2 separate regions of the Homo sapiens genome follow, and region 1 is linked to region 2. A link is an interaction called in ENCODE POLR2A ChIA-PET data of the cell type or tissue named here. Cell type or tissue: GM12878. All regions are shown on one strand. Links, peaks and the distances in the headings refer to the core of each region. The heading gives the core; the rest is flanking DNA.

Region 1 (5,374 bases), core at 149-5,148, 56 kb after region 2:
ATGTAGAGTCTCACTCTGTCGCCCAGGCTGGAGTGCAGTGGCATGATCTCAGCTCACTGCAACCTTCACCTCCCAGGTTCCAGCGATTCTCCTGCCTCAGCCTCCTGAGTAGTCGGGATTACAGGCGCCCTCCATAATTTCAGAATTTTCGTGATGCTTAATTCTATACTTAAACCTGAATATTGAGTCTAAACTTCCATTGGCTTTTCTAGGAACAAGATTAGGTAATAATAACTATGTTTACTAATAGTTTCTCAAGTTCTCCTTATTCATCGTCAATGGTATAGCCACATAATCACTTTATAAATAGCACATGGTTAGGCTTTTCACCTGCCTTATATCTCACTTGCACTGTTTTAAAATAGTGTTTTCCCTGCACCTTCTTTTTTTTTAAACTTAATGACTTTTTTTTTTTTCACTTCATCCTCCCAAAGTGCTGGCATTACAGGCATAAACCCCGTGCCTGGCCAGACATATTATTTTTTAACTCTTGCCTTGGCCTTTGTTCAGACTTGTATCATAAAGTCAATTAGTCATTGCTAGATAAGGTACACCCTTTCCGAGCTGGTTTTGAAAAGCAGGGACTGGGAGTAATCCAATCTGTGATGCAAACTTTGTTTACCAGAAGGTTTGTTACCAGGTGGTAAACAAAGTGTTTGCCCTTATAGAAAAACACTTCCCATACAACTGAAGGTGAATACACAACAGAACAACGACAGTCCCAGAAGCTTCCCCGGGCCTTGGTGCATTGTTATGTAGATGAGCTTTTGCTAAAGATGGCTGCAGGTGCAGCCAGGAGTCCCTGGAATATGCAGAAAGACTCCTGGCTTTGTGTAAATCGCTTCCAGCTGATTTAGACAGTTAGCAAAGGGCATTTATTCAGCAACTGGGGACAAAATTGACATCTGTCCTCCTTTCCTCGAGGAGGTCTGAAACTTTTTTTTAAAGATTATATTTTTAAGGCCAGGCACGGTGGCTCATGCCTGTAATCCCAGCACTTTGGGAGGCCGAGGCGGGTGGATCACGAGGTCAGGAGATCGAGACCATCCTGGCGAACACGGTGAAACTCCGTCTTTACTAAAAATACAAAAAAAACAAATTAGCCAGGCATGGTGGCGAGTGCCTGTGGTCCCAGCTACTCGAGAGGCTGAGGCAGGAAAATGGAATGAACCCGGGGGGCGGAGCTGGTAGCGAACGCAGATCCCACCACTGCACTCCAGCCTGGGCGACGGAGCGAGACTCCGTCTCAAAAAAAAAAAAAAAAAAAAAAAGATTGTATTTTTAGAACAGTTTTAAGCTCAACATAAAATTAAGAGGGAGGTACAAAGATCTTTTACACATCCTCTGTCCCCACCTATGCAGCCTCACCTATGGGCACCAGCATGACACGTTTGTTACAATGGCTGAATTCACATGCCATTATCAAAACCCAAATACCGTAGCTTACATGAGGGTTCACTCTTAGTGTTGTGTATTCTATCGGTTTGAACAAATGTATCATGGCATATATCCACCATTATAGTATACACAGTATATTCACTGTTCTAAAAATCCTCTGTGGGTCTGAAAGGTTTATGTTGTTCTGGTTTTTGGTTTTTGGTTTTGGGTTTTTTTTGGGGGAGGGTGGGGGTGGAGGGCAGGGTCTCACTCTGTCACTCAGGCTGGAGTGCAGTGGTGTGATCATAGCTCATGGCAGCCTCAACCTCCCAGCTCGAGCAATCCTCCCACCTCAGCCTCCTGAGTAGCTGAGAGACTACAGGCACACACCACCACACCCAGATTGGTTTTTTTTTTTTTTTTTTTTGAGACGGTCTCACTCTGTCACCCATGCTGGAGTACACTGGCACAATCCTGGCCCACTGCAATCTCCACCTCCTGGGTTCAACCAATTCTCCTGGCTCAGCCTCTGGAGTAGCTGGGACTACAGGTGGGTGCTACCATGCCCGGCTAATTTTTGTATTTTTAGTAGAGACGGGGTTTCACCATGTTGGCCAGGCTGGTCTCGAACTCCTGACCTCAAGTGATCCATCTGCCTTGGCCTCCCAAAATGCTGGTATTACAGACATGAGCCACTACACCTGGCCTTAATTTTTATTTTTTGTAGAGATGGGATCTTGCTGTTACCAAGGCTGGTCTCTAACTCCTGGGCTCAAGGGATCCTCCTGCCTGAGCCTCCCAAAGTGCTGGGATTAGAGACCTAAACCACTGCCCCGGTCCAGGTCTGAAACTTTTTAAAGGAGAGTACCACTTGTTGACCCCTTTCCTTTTGATACTGGGAAGGGAGTGCTTAAGTGGGGGATGCCTCCTTTCTCAATGCAAAGAGGAGACTCTTACTAGTATATTTAGGGGTAATGGTTGCCTTTTGCCAAATGAAAGTTTGTGTCTACCGTCTGGGGAGACATAAACACAGCCACCAATAAGCACTGTGATTACAGCCAGAAAGGCCTGGTCCTGAGGCTAATTACACTGGAGAAGTCTGAATGTGCCCCAGGGACTGGAGAAGTCCCACCTTCTTCTTGACTACTTCTGCCAGATGTCTGTGGGGTCTCCAAGATAACCAGGCCCCTCTTTTTGTTTCACTAATGACTGCCTCTTTAGGACCTTGGCTCTGCTTGAGCGGGACCTGGAAACCTATTTACCAACCACTTTATAGGCGGAGCTTGCAGTGAGCCAAGTTCACGCCACTGCACTCTAGCCTGGGCGACAGAGCAGAACTCCGTCTCAAAAAAAAAAAAAAAGAAAGGAAAAGAAAAAGAAATTAGGCAATTTGCCTAAAACCACATAACTGTGAGTGGCAGGGGCACATGGCTGTGAGGTTTGTCTCCTAAGCCCTTGGGGTTAGGTTTGTCTAACCTGTTAAGGCAGGTTTGTCTCCAAAGCCCTTGGAGCTTTCCTTACATTACACCACCTTTCCGAAGTTGCTAGAGATGCACAAGATGAGGTTGCAGTCAGGAAAACTCAGTTCAATGCATGACCTAGTAAAACAGCCAGTGCTGGAAAGTTCAGGAGAGGAGGGTGAATTTCTTGTCCTTAAAGTCCCTGCACAGCCCTACAGGGTGACAGCAAAGTCCTTGGTTGGCCATCTCCCCTTAGCCTGGACATTGGACCCTTGACACCATGTTGAAGGCCAGTGACCCACAAGGCTGCTGGCTGCCCACCCCGCCTGCCTCCTGCCTTGGAATTCTAAAAAGCAATTGAAACAATCAAGTATTGATGTCAAGTTAGGGGAAAAATCATGCATTTCCAAACTGAAATTCAAAGTTAGTCCTTCTGAGACAGGTAAAGGAAGGGTATATGGAAATTGTCTGAGATAGCAGTTGTTCCCCCTAATTCTGCCTTAGTCTCTCAGCTGCTAACAGAAGTCCGCAGAACTGTAAGGAATTTTTTTTTTTTGAGACAGAGTCTCGCTCTGTCACCCAGGCTGGAGTGCAGTGGCACGATCTCGGCTCACTGCAAGCTCCGCCTCCCCGGTTCACGCCATTCTCCTGCCTCAGCCTCCCGAGTGGCTGGGACTACAGGCACCCGCCACCGCGCCCGGCTAATTTTTTTTTTTTTGTATTTTTGGTAGAGAGGGGGTTTCACCGTGTTAGCCAGGATGGTCTTGAACTCCTGACCTCGTGATCTGCCTGCCTCGGCCTCCCAAAGTGCTGGGATTACAGGTGTGAGCCACTGCGCCCGGCCTGTAAGGAACTTTTGATCAGACCCCATGGCTGGCCTCGGTCTTCCCTCAGTGAATCCCTGAGAAGAGTGTTGGTCTCTTAGCTCTGCCCCTAGAAAGATCTAAAATAATCTCGAATCTAGAATGACCTCATTTCTACCCGTCTCTGCCAGAGTCCAGAAATGTTCAGCTGCTATCTCTCTTCAGCCTCAAATCCCTAACCCTGGGGTGATTCACTCCTGAAACAGAGTAGATAATTTAATCCAGGAAAACTCTCTCTTTCTAGGAAGAAGGGTTTACTCGTCACCCTCTGTGTAGTCACAGGAACCTTGATTAATTTATGAACTGATAACAATGTGTATAGATTGTTTTTTTAAATTCCACTTTTAGAGTATTGCTACTGCTGCATATTTCTTCTAACTATAGCTGTTAAGCTGCTGGAGAAACAAGACTCACAGAGGTTAATAGAATGTCCTCAGAGGCAAGGGTTCAAATCATGCCTCAACCATGACACAGCCCTGCAGCCTTGCACAGACTACTTAATCCTAATTTCCTTTGTCTTAAAGAAGGAATAAGAGCAGCACTTACCTCACTGGGCAGCTGTATGTGTTGAGATCATGCACATAGTGTACATAAAGCACTTAGTACATAACATGTGCTCGGTAGCCCCTGGGATTATCATTGTTACAAGGAGTACTTTGAAAATGCTTGTCCTATAAAGAATATTTGCTGGAATTTGCCCCTAATTCTAATCTTTTGTTTTGTTTTTTTTGTTTTTGCAACAGTCTTGCTCTGTCGCCCAGGCTGGAGTGCAGTGGTACAATCAATCTCAGCTCACTGCAAACTCCATCTTCCAGGTTCAAGTGATTCTCCTGCCTCAGCCTCCCGAGTAGCTGGGGTTACAAGTGTGTGCCACCACACCCAGCTAATTTTTGTATTTTTAGTGGAGGCAGGGTTTCACCATGTTGGCCAGTCTGGCCTTGAACTCCTGACCTCAGGTGATCCGCCCACCTTGGCCTCCCAAATTGCTGGGATTACAGGCGTCAGCCACCATGCTCGGCCTCCTAATTCTAAATTTATCTGCATCTTGCATCCATTCTCTGCTATGGCTCAGTTGAGGTAAAAGGAAATAGTAATATCTTATGCTCTGCTCTTTTATTCTTATTAAATGCTTTCTTATTCACTATCCCAATGCCTCAAATGATGCATGCTTAAGAAATACTTTATTTTTCACAGCTGTCCTGGAAGACAGATGGCATAGATCATGATGGTGCTGTCTTATAAAGGAAGGAAGTCTACTAAGGGCTTCCAGGTGGGCCAGGCTGTATTCATTTATGCTAGAGCTGCTACAGTTGGGTGGCTTCATGTAATAGAAATGCATTGTCTCAGAGCTCCGGAGGCTAGAAGTCCAAAATCAAGGTACTGGCATGGTTGTTTCCTTCTGAGAGTTGTGAGGGAGAACCTGTTCATACCTCTCGCCTAGCTTCTGGTGTTTTACTGGCAATCCTGGGTGTTCTTGGATTCTAGAAGCATCACTCCAACAGCTGTCTCCTTCCTCATGTGGCTTTTCTCCCTGTGTGTGCCTGTCTCTTTGTCTAAAGAACCCCTTTTAATAAGGATACCAGGCACTTTGGATTAGGGCTCACCCTAATGACTCATCTGAACAACATCATCTACAAAGACCCTATTTCCAAGTAAGGTCAAATTCACAGGTGC
Region 2 (5,374 bases), core at 112-5,111:
AAACATTCATAACGGTAAGTATAGACTTCAAATTAGGCTGACTCCACTGTTCAAATGCTTTAAGTAAAACGTCAAAATTCAGAACATCTGGAATGAAATAAGGCTTGGTTAGTCTTTGTAATTAAACTACTCTTAAAATTATATTAAAAATCAGGCCAGGCGCCGTGGTTTACTCCTGTAATCCCAGCACTTTGGGAGGCCAAGGTGAGCAGATAACCTGAGTGCAGGAGTTAGAGACCAGCCTGGCCAACATGGAGAAACCCCATTTCTACTAAAAATACAAAAGTTAGCCAGGCGTAGTGGTGGGCACCTGTAGTCTCAGCTACTGGGGAGGCTGAGGCAGAAGAATCGCTTGAACCCTGAAGATGGAGGTTGCAGTGAGCCGAGATGGCGCCATTGCACTCCAGCCTGAGCAACAGAGCAAGACTTTCTCTCAAAACAAACAAACAAAAATGATATTAAAAATCAAAATGGTTTTAAATGTATTACAGTGGTTGTTGCTGGGACTGCCATTAGGGACAAATTTCTCCTCCCTTTTTTACCTTTCTCTATATGCTGAATTTTGTAATATTAAAAATAAGATTTAAGGCCAGGTGCGGTGGCTCACGCCTGTAATCCCAGTGCTTTGGGAGGCTGAGGCAGGTGGATCACGAAGTCAGGAGATTGAGACCATCCTGGCTTACACGGTGAAAGCCCGTCTCTACTAAAAATACAAAAAAAAAAATTAGCTGGGTGTGGTGGCGGGCGCCTGTAGTCCCAGCTACTGGGGAGGCTGAGGCAGGAGAATGGCGTGAACCCGGGAGGCAGAGCTTGCAGTGAGCGGAGATGGCACCACTGCACTCCAGCCTGGGTGACAGAGCGAGACTCTGTATTTAAAAAAAAAAAAAAGAGTTAAAAGGGCAGGCCGGGCGTGGAGCTCATGCCTGTAGTCTCAGCACTTTGGAAGGCCGAGGTGGGCGGATCACTTGAGGTCAGGAGTTCCAGACCAGCCTGGCCAACATGGTGAAATCCCTTCTCTACTAAAAATACAAAAATTAGCTGGGGGTGTGGTGGTGCACGCCTGTAATCCCAGCTACTCGGGAGTCTGAGGAAAGAGCATTGCTTGAACCAGGGAGGTGGAGGTTGCAGCGAACCAAGATCGTGCCACTGCACTCCAGCCTGGATGACAGAAGGAGACTCCTCCATCTCATTAAAAAAATAAAAAATAAAGGGCAAACCAGTTTGAGAACAAACTGAAAGAGGTCAAGCATGGTAGCCCCTATTGCCTTGCCTGCCAGGTTCTTGATCTGGGGGATACAGCAGTGCATGGAAGAGCCCAGGCTTTGGCCCTCAGGGCCCTACATTCAAGAGAGGGCATCAGATGACTAGCAAATGAGCAGATCTATACCAAGTGGTGAAGAAGAATAAAGCAGGTTGGGATACAGTGAGTGATGGTAGGGGCATAGTCTTTCAACAGGTACTCAAGCATTCTCTGATAAAATGCTATTTGAGCAGAGATCAAAGAGGAGTAAGGGCAGAAGCTGGAGACCAGTTAGGAGGCCTCTGTAGCACCCGGGTATGGAATGATAGTGGCTCTGTGTACAGGGGATTAGAGAAGGGTCATACTCTGGCCATACTCAGAAGACATAGCTGCCAGGATTTGCTGAAGGAGTGACAGAATGTGAGGTCTATAGAAAGAAAGGATCTTGGATGAGGCAAGAAGCCTGAGCTTGACCTGAGCCTCCTTTGCTTCAGAGCCAGTCCATCCAAACTCCAGGTAGCTCGGGAAAGATGAATGAAGCTTCACTTTTTGAGCTCCGGTTACTTTTCAACACACTGTCCCCATCCTTACTCTCGTCTGGATTCACAACAGTCTTTTAATAGCTGAAAAAAAAAATGTTATCCCAGACTACATAGATCAGCCATGATCACACCACCATTAAAGGATAAAATGGAGACTAAAACAAACATGTGGCAATTTCCCTGGGTGGTCCTCCTAGAGGATACTGATCCCTTGATAACAGGGGCCACATGTGTCAGCACTGCGCTCTCCACCATGCCCAGCAAAGCACCTGGCATGCTGCAGGCCCTCAACAAATGCTCGCTGAATTAACTCCCCTTGAGGAGAGGCCACGGGTGGCTACATTGTGAGGCTTGAGGACGCAGGCATTAAAATCAGACCGTTCTAATATTTGTCACTACCTCTGCATTCAGTCCTCTGACTTTGAGCAGGCTTTTAAACCTCCTAATCTTCAGTGCGCTCTTGTTTTTTATTAAAAAAAAAAAGAGAGAGAGAGAAGAAAGAAATGAAGATAATGATACTTAGCCCTCAGAGTTGGTGGAAGGATTAGATGAAATTATATTTGCAAAGCACGAGCTACAGAAGCTGGCACAGATCAAGGAATCCAAAAGTGTAAACTATTATTAAACCAAGGACCTCGAAACTATGCAATCCCTCCTCACTCCTCAGCCAGTACTTCAGTTCCTACCAAACCTGTTAGAAGACCCTGTAGCTTAAAATAGAGCAACTGGGGAAGATCTCTTCCGCTCCACTGCCTTCAGCCCCACCCTGCCTGGCCTCGCTATGTTGGCTGCAGCACACAAGCTGAGTCATGCCAGCTGCCGGCAGGGCAATTTTAAGCCCAAAGGGGCCATGTCCGTCACCCGATCCACAGTACACCCACACCTAGCTTTCCTGTCTGCAGAGATAAACGGCAAATGCGGGAGGCCATGTGTCTTTCTGGGTATCTGGGCCATCAACTGTGGAATGGCCATTTTATATGAGCGTTTATCAGCCTTGGTTTGTGTATCAGTGTCGGAGAGACACCTGGATTATACAATGTCAGTCTGCAGACAACAGTAGAGAAGTGTGAATCACTAGATTATTTTTGTAGATAGCTAATTAAGCAATTAATGCCAATCTCCATATCTAGCATAAGAAACCGTAAAGGCTGGGGGCAATGGCTCACGCCTGTAATCCCAGCACTTTGGGAGGCCAAGGCAGGAAGATCACTTGAGTCGAGGAGTTCAAGACCAGCCTGGGCAACATAGGGAAACTATTTTTTTTTTTTTTTTTTTTTGAGATGGAGTCTCACTCTGTCTCACAGGCTGGAGTGCAGTGCAGTGACACCCTCTCGGCTCACTCCAACCTCCACCTCCGGGGTTCAAGTGATTCTCCCGCCTCAGCCTCCTGCGTAGCTGATTACAGGCACACGCCACCACGTCCAGCTAATTATTGTGTTTTTAGTAGAGACAGGGTTTCTCCATGTTGGTCAGGCTGGTATTGAACTCATAACCGCAGGTGATCCGTCCGCCTCAGCCTCCCAGAGTACTGAGATTGCAGGCGTGAGCCACCGCACCTGGCCTCCTGTCTCTATTAAAAAAAAAAAAAAAGAAAAAAGAAAGAAAGAAAAGAAAAGAAAAAGAAACTGAATTTTTTTCAGTCTTAGTAACTTGTCTGTTCATTTGATGCCCTTCACCTGCTCATTAAAAAGAAACAAAAAAATGAAGAAAAAACACTTCCTGAAAAGTAACCTGCTGAGTCACCCTCCAAAGGCAACTATGGCCTGTGCTCAGGAACTGGCTCACTTTTCCGATTCGCATTGCATAACCCCATCCCCAGCACCTCTTGCTTGCCACCCGCTTTCTCTTTGACATTCCCCCTTCCACTTTGGAGGCTCGCTTGGCAGCCCCCTGTGGGCCCTCTCAGTGCATCCCCTTTGAAGCTCCACAGTGACTTCCTCTGTGGAGCTGATTCTCCCTGAATGCACAGTGGTATGGGAAGCAAGGGAGAGATGCCCCAGGAGCCAGGTCCCCACCCCAGCGCAGCAGAGGAGTCCAGCAGAAGAAGCCTAAGGGAATGTCTTGAAATGCATACCAGAAGTATATTAAGTCCTAATACTCAGGCTGTAAACAAGCCCTCTCCCCAGGGCAATGGCAGTTTTGATGGGATATGCCGTATTATTTATATAAAGAGTAGAGACCATCAGAATCTGAATATTAGTGCCAAAAGGGTGGGTGTAGGAATTGTCTGGTGCTGTGGTGCCCAACCCAGCTGCACACCAAGATTACTAGAGGAACTTAAAAAATACCGATGGATAAGCCCTCTCCCAGACCAATTGAAAAAGAGTCTCTGGGATTGAGATGGGGCATTTGCAATCTCTGCAGGTGACTCTAATGTGCGGTTAAATATAGGAAATCCAGTCCAGTGGCTCTTAAGTGTTACTGAGTCACAGACTCCTGTGACAAGTACAATAGATTTCATCTGAAAAAAAAAAAAAACAACTCTTTTATACACAATTTCAGAGACACACTGACACCCTGAGGCTCCCCTATCAGGTCAGACTTTTCTTTGGGCAAATGATGAGTGAGGCCAAGAACAGTTAAGAAACCTCAGCCCTTCGTGGTGGCTCATACCTGTAATTCCAGCACTTTGGGAGGCCAAGGTGGGTGGATCACAAGGTCAGGAGTTCAAGACCAAGCCCGGCCAAGATTGTGAAACCCCATCTCTACTAAAAACACAAAAAATTAGCCAGGTGAGGGGGCAGATGCCTGTAATCCCAGCTACTTGGGAGGCTGAGGCAGGAGAATCGCTTGAACTCGGAGGGCAGAGGTTGCAGTGAGCCGAGAGCACCACTGCACTCCAGCCTGGGCGACACAGTAAGACTCCGTCTCAAAAAAAAAAAAAAAAGAAAGAAAGAAACTGCAGCTCTAGGCCAGGTATGGTGGCTCACACCTATAATCCCAACACTTTGGGATGTGGAAGCAGGCAGATCTCTTGAGCCCAGGAGTTTGAGACCAGCCTAGGCAACATAGTGAGACCCTATCTCTAAAAAATGTTTAAAATTAGCCAGGCATGGTAGCGCATGCCTATAGTTCCACCTACTTGGGAGACTGAGACAGGATGATCACTTGAGCCCAAGAATTTGAGGCTGCAGTTAGCGGTGATCATGCCACTGCAGTCCAGACCCTGTCTCAAAAAAAAAAGAAAGAAAGAAAAGAGAAAAAAGCCTCAGCCCAGCCAATAAGGCCTGTGAGCTAGCAAAGGCCAGGCCAATATGTTTTCTCCTTTCTCAGTGGTGAGCACTAGTCAGAAACAGTTTTCTCTGACCTAACACAGTACCATAGATACGAGAAAAGCAAAGATTACCATCTATCTTATCCAATTCATTTATTGAGCAGATGTCAGGCAAATCCTGTAATAATACTAATATTCATCCATCTACTGAAACTGTCCTTAGTGAAGTTTTACTAATTAATCTTAAACAACTCCTGTTATGGGTTGAATTGTGTCCCCCCAAAAGATATGTTGAAGTCCTAACTCCCAGTCCACGTAAATGTGGCCTTATTTGGAAATCAAGTCTGTATATATAATCAAGTTAACGTGAGTTCATTA

What was found. ChIA-PET counts read pairs that join two places held together with the same protein. Peaks named below come from ENCODE experiments on the same cell type or tissue, not always from the same donor. Only the 100,000 strongest peaks of a DNase experiment are listed, where the experiment ranks them.
Region 1: POLR2A ChIA-PET joins it to region 2 with 5 read pairs; 17 of 35 experiments call an interaction of 5 or more read pairs at or near these places.

The regions. Positions count from the first base shown.
Region 1 is chr18:59,859,723-59,865,096 of GRCh38, reverse strand. No RefSeq gene overlaps it. Among named protein-coding and RNA genes, the nearest start is that of PMAIP1, 38 kb to the left of the region's middle. RefSeq lists a silencer at 626-920. In GM12878, for the core only: no CTCF peak of the experiment used is centred there; a DNase peak (open chromatin) is centred at 2,736; H3K27ac peaks cover 1,009 bases.
Region 2 is chr18:59,915,856-59,921,229 of GRCh38, reverse strand. No RefSeq gene overlaps it. Among named protein-coding and RNA genes, the nearest start is that of PMAIP1, 19 kb to the right of the region's middle. In GM12878, for the core only: no CTCF peak of the experiment used is centred there; a DNase peak (open chromatin) is centred at 2,649; H3K4me3 peaks cover 464 bases; H3K27ac peaks cover 3,382 bases.